2 separate regions of the Homo sapiens genome follow, and region 2 is linked to region 1. Evidence: read pairs that join two places in POLR2A ChIA-PET (ENCODE). Cell type or tissue: Caco-2. All regions are shown on one strand. Each heading gives the region's core, and the rest is flanking DNA. Links, peaks and the distances in the headings are about the cores only.

The links. Peaks named below come from ENCODE experiments on the same cell type or tissue, not always from the same donor. Only the 100,000 strongest peaks of a DNase experiment are listed, where the experiment ranks them.
Region 2: POLR2A ChIA-PET joins it to region 1 with 6 read pairs; 2 of 35 experiments call an interaction of 5 or more read pairs at or near these places.

The regions. Positions count from the first base shown.
Region 1 is chr19:17,770,946-17,773,849 of GRCh38, reverse strand. FCHO1 (FCH and mu domain containing endocytic adaptor 1) reads right to left here. Exons shown (of 29, transcript NM_015122.3): 10 at 1,295-1,393; 11 at 1,109-1,205. Among named protein-coding and RNA genes, the nearest start is that of FCHO1, 21 kb to the right of the region's middle. In Caco-2, for the core only: no CTCF peak of the experiment used is centred there; a DNase peak (open chromatin) is centred at 1,489.
Region 2 is chr19:17,357,463-17,360,366 of GRCh38, reverse strand. The region is part of intron 5 of PLVAP (plasmalemma vesicle associated protein); the gene reads left to right. Among named protein-coding and RNA genes, the nearest start is that of PLVAP, 18 kb to the left of the region's middle. In Caco-2, for the core only: no CTCF peak of the experiment used is centred there; no DNase peak of the experiment used is centred there.

The sequences.
Region 1 (2,904 bases), core at 204-2,703:
AGGGTAGTACACTTTTGGCCACAAAATGGCACCTGGATCTGAACTCAAGGTCCATCAGGTTCCCGGACAAGAACCAGCCCCACATCATCAGAAGTGGGATGGACCAAGGGGCTGGTCTGGTTCCAGCAGGGCAGTGCCACCGCAGGGGGTGACATGAGCTACTTCTACATACTTCCAGCATTTGTGGCTGGAACTTGGGTTGGGTCGGGGAATGGACCATGCGTCTGTGCAGTGGGCTGGGCTTTGAGTGACAGGATAAGGAGTGGGAACTCTCTCCCAAGAACAATGGGGAGCCATGGAAGGTGTGTGAGCAGGAGGAGGACAAAACAGATCTGGGGCCTGTGAAGGGCAAGAGTGGGGCCCCATGCAGGGAGGGGAGACCTGAGCCAGGCCTGAGCCAGAGCGACAGGAGGGAGAAAGAACAGGTTTTGCTAGTTAACAAGACTTGAGGACGTAACTGTATACCAGCATTTAGTGAGTGCCTACTGTGTGCCTGGCACACCCTTTGCCCTTTACCTGCATGAAATCACTGAATGTTGCAACATTATTACATCCTCACTTTACAGATGAGGAAACTGAGGCTCAGAGAAGTCAAAGCACAGGTCCTAGGTCACACAGCAAGCGATGAAGAAAAGACTCAAACCCACGTCTCACTCTAAAACTTTTGCTCTTAACTCCTTCCCAGTCCTGCATCTGCGCATTCCCAAATTGTTCTTTTGCTCAACAACCCTCAATGGCTCCCTTAGGCCCTGGGGGTGAAGTCTGATCAGCCAAGCCTGGCATTCAAGGCTCCTCTGGGATCTGGTTCAAAGACATTTACACATAAGATCAGGCTGGAGAGCTGGACTTGTCAGCAGCCCATTTTTCCCATGAAGAAACCAAGGCCTGGCCATGTGCAGTGGCTCACGCCTGTAATCCCAGCACTTTGGGAGGCCGAGGCAGGCAGATCACCTGAGGTCAAGAGTTCGAGACCAGCCTGGCCAACATGGTGAAACCTCGTCTCTATTAAAAATAAAAAAATAAAAAAAAAATTAGCTGGGCATGGTGGCACATGCCTGTCTGCAGCTGTGGCCCCGAAGCCCGACCCCCAATGGCTGCCCTGACTCACCAGGCTTCTCCCGGCCTGTGCCCTTACTCTCTGCAAACTTCCTGAGTAGCATCTCCACGCTGACGTTCTCGATGTTCTGCTTAAATTCCTCATGCACCTGTGCCGGGTGGGCGGGGTGTGTAACTGGTCAAGGCCCCTTTGCCCAGCAGTGACCCCAGCCTCATTCCTCACACCTGCCCAACTCACCTGCCCAATCTGCACGTGCGTGTCCTCCACCGAGTGAGCATATGAGCCCAGCAGTGCCTTCATGTGCCTCAGGTGTGTCTCCTCCATGGCTTGGAAGCGCTGAAGCAGGAGGGCAGAGGCAGGTGGAAAGGAGGTCAGGGCCAAGAAGAAGTGGCCATATGACTCAGCCTGACCAATCAGAATACCCTAAGCCCTTGGCTCAGTGATTGATTTGGGGAAGGGCCAATGAGAGTCTGCCCTAGGACTTTCATTGACTCTACAGGAAAAGGCACTTCCATTCCTGAGCCAATGTGCTGATGGGATGTAAGTGGGGGTTGCTGGTGCCCAGTTTGATGCACACATGTGCATGCTTGCACACACATGCACACACACACACACACAAGGGGATGTCTGTGTGGGAGTGATGTCCCCAGAGAGAAAAACAGACTTAAGAAGCAGAAATAGTGGTCAGCTGTGGTGTATCATGCCTGTAATCCCAGCACTTTGGGAGGCCAAGGCAGGTGGATCATCTGAGGTCAGGAATTCAAGACCAGTCTGGGCAACATGGTGAAACCGTTTCTACTAAAAATACAAAAATTAGCTGGGTGTGGTGGCACGTGCCTGTAATCCCAACTACTAGGGAGGCTGAGGCAGGAGAATCACTTGAGCCCAGGAGGCGGAGGTTGCAGTGAGCTGAGATCACGCCACTGCACTCCAGCCTGAGTGACAGAGAGATCCCATCTCAAAAAAATAAAAGAAGCAGAAATTCACAATTTCCTGCCAGCACTATTTGAGCACATGGATTCAGCTATGACTGAAACCTCCACAACTCAAAAATAAAACTTTACAGTTCCCTGAGCTTGTCAGTTTTTTTAAATTTTATTTTTTATTTTATTTTTTATTTTTTTGAGACAGAGTCTCGCTCTGTCGCCCAGGCTGGAGTGCAGTGGCGCAATCTCGGCTCACTGCAAGCTCCGCCTCCTGGGTTCTCGCCATTCTCCGGCCTCAGCCTCCTGAGCAGCTGGGACTACAGGCACCCACCACCACGCCCGGCTAATTTTTTTGTATTTTTAGTAGAGAGGGGGTTTCACCGTGTTAGCCAGGATAGTCTCGATCTCCTGACCTCGTGATCCACCTGCCTCGGCCTCCCAAAGTGCTGGGATTACAGGCATGAGCCACCGCGCCCAGCCTTTTTCTTTTCTTTTCTTTTTTTTTTTTATATACACCTGTCGGTTTGAATGAAGGCTTCTATCACTTGTAACTTGAAAAAAGTTCTGATTCCTAATCCTCAGATTCCAATCTGCTTGAATTTATTTTATTTTTTCGAGACAGGGTTCCACTCTATCACCTAACCTGGAGTACAATGGCTCGATCTTGGCTCACTGCAACCTCCGCCTTCTGGTTCAAGTGATTCTCCCGCCTCAGCCTCCTGAGTAGCTGGGATTACAGGCACCTGCCACTACGCCCGGCTAATTTTGTATTTTTAGTAGAGACAGGCTTTCGCCATGTTGGCCAGGCTGGTCTCAAACTCCTGACCTCAGGTGATCCTCCCGCCTCGGCCTCCCAAAGTGCTGGGATTACAGGTGTGAGCCACCACACCCTGCCTGGGATTTCTGCAGTCCATAACCTCC
Region 2 (2,904 bases), core at 179-2,678, 410 kb after region 1:
GTATCCAAGACACACCCAGTCCTGTCCTCATGAAACTCCCTGAGTAGTGGGTTAGACAGTGTCATGATGGGACTACCAAAGAGCCTACAATTATTAGGCACCTACTGGGAGCCCCACGCAGTTCTAAGTACTTTGCAAGATTAATTCATGTAATCTTCACAACTTAACAATAATAGTAGGGCAAACCACTATTCTACCCACTTTCCAGATGAGGAGAGTGAGGCACAGAGAGGGCATGCCCTGTACCCCAGGGAGCACAGCAGAGCTGGGACATGAACCCAGGCCATCGGACCCCAAACAGGCAAGAGAGAGCCTTGGTGAGGAAGAGCTGGAGCATGAGGAGCTGGCCTCAGGGAAAGCAGGGGGAACAGTGTTCTAGGCAGCAGGAACAGCCAGGCCAAAGGCCTGGAGGCTGGACGGGGGTGAGGGAAGGTAATGAGCAGAGGGAGAGAAGGGGGAGTGGCATCCAGGAATGAATCCTGACCTTTACTTTCTAGAAAATGAGTCTCAGCTGGGCACAGTGGCTCATGCTTGGAATCCCAGCTACTCAGGAGGCTGAGGCAGGAGAATTGCTTGAACCTGGGAGGCGGAGGTTGCAGTGAGCCGAGATCATGCCACTGCACTCCAGCCTGGACGACAGAGTGAGACTGTGTCAGAAAAAAAAAAAAAAAAAGAGGCCGGGTACGGTGGCTTACGCCTGTAATCCCAGGCCGAGGTGGGCGGATCATGAGGTCAAGAGATCAAGACCATCTGGCCAACATGGTGAAACCCCATCTCTACTAAAAATACAAAAAGTAGCTGGGCGTGGTGGTATGCGCCTGTAGTCCCAGCTGCTTGGGAGACTGAGGCAGGAGAATCACTTGAACCCGGGAGGCAGAGGTTGCAGTGAGCCGAGATGACACCATTGCACTCCAGCCTGGGAACAGAGCAAGACTCTGTCTCAAAAAAAGAGAGGCTGGTTGCAGTGGCTCACGCCTGTAATCCCAGCACTTTGGGAGGCTGAAGCGGGCGGATCACTTGAGCTCAGGAGTTCAAAACTAGCTTGGCCAACATGGTGAAACCCTGTCTCTACTAAAAAAAAAAAAAAAATACAAAAATTAGCCGGGTGTGGTGGTGGGCACCTGTAATCCCAGCTACTCCGGAGGCTGAGGCAGGAGAATCACTTGAACCCGGGAGGTGGAGGTTGCAGTGAGCCAAGATTGAGCCACTACACTCCAGCCTGGGCAACAAAAAATAAAAATAAAAATAATAAATAAAAAAGAGTCTCAGCTAGGCACTGTGGCTCACACCTGTAATCCCAGCACTTTGGGAGGCCGAGGTGAGAGGATTGCTTGAGCCCAGGAGTTCAAGACCAGTCTGGGCAACATAGCAAAACCCCCTCTGTACAAAAAATACAAAAATTACCCAGGTGTGGTGGTGCGCACCTGTAGTCCGAGCTACTCAGGAGCCTGAGGTGGGAAGATCGCCCGAGTCCAGGAGGTGGAGGCTGCAGAGAGCCAAGATCGCATCCCTGCACTCCAGCCTGGGAGACAGAGTGAGATCCTGTCTTGGAAAAAAAAAAAAGATAGTCTCTGAAGTCAAGGGCCTGGAAATGCTTTGCTAATTGCAAGGTGCCATCCAAAAATGACCGGAGCAAGGGACTAGGGGCCTCTGTAGGAAGCAGCAAGGGCTCCTGGCACACGCTCAGGTCATGGCTTGCTGCCTGTGCCCCCTGCCTCCTCCCAGAGTCAGTCACTTCTCAGAGGGTGGCCTGTGCGTCACAGGGATGGTGACTCAGGCCACCGCCCCAAGAATAGCCTGTGCTCTCTCTGGGGTCCTGCTACACCACTGACGGAGGAGTCAGGGCCTGGCATTGCTGTTTGCAGTTTAGGACCCGAGGCTCAGGAAGGCACCAGAACTTTAAGTCAGATCCCTTTGACCCCAACCACTGTGCCTATGACCATTTTGCCACGGAGCTATTGTCATTCTGGGTCTGTTGCAGCCTCAGAGGGCTAATATGGGATTTCTGGCCAAGTAGATTTCCGAAAGCTTTGCCGCCAACTCCCCAGGATGCATCATGTCCAGCTCCATTTCCACCTCTTCTTCTTTTTTTTTTTTTTCCTTCTTGCATACCCTCTCCAACAGGGAGCTCACTCCCTCGCCAAGCTGTCTCTCAACCCCTTTGCTCTAGATGGCTCTGTCTGGGAGAAAGTTCTCAGCCCTGAGCAGCCCACAGGGAGGGAAACAAAAAGGTGAGGAGGAGATTCCCCGCTCCAAGCAAACACAATTTTCCTCTCTCCATCTTGGCCGAAAGCCCTCATGGCAAGGAAGGAGGTTCTATTATTATCCCCACTTCTCAGAGGAGGAAACTGAGGCCCCAGGGAAGTGAGCAGCCTGGGGTCACACAGTGGAGAATCAGGGCCAGGCCCGGGCTCCCAGCCCAGGACTGTCAGGGCCTCGGCTGAGAACCAGGGAAGCTCTTGACATTGTTTACCCCGAAATGACGTCCACCTGCCGAGAAAACAATGTGTACTTAAGCCTGGACCTTGCCTGCTTCTCTCCTCACGGTCGCAGGAAGGGCTTCTGGCCTGCTGGCTTCTGCCCTTGACTCGCCTTCCCCTGAGAGAGGCCGGGGGCAAGTGGGCTGGGGCTGTCTGCTCTGGGTTAACTGGGCAACTTGGGGAGAGTCACTGGAATTTTATTTTTTTAATCATTATTTTTTTCGAGACAGGGTCTTGCTCTGTCACCCAGGCTGGAGTGCAGTGGCACGATCATAGCTCACTGCAGCCTCGAACTCCTGGGCTCAAACAATCTTCCTGCCTCAGCCTCCCCAGTGGTTGAGCCTACAGGTACACTCCACCATGCCTAGCTAAATTGTTATTTTTTTGTAGAGACAGGGGTCTTGCTATGTTGCCCAGGCTGGAT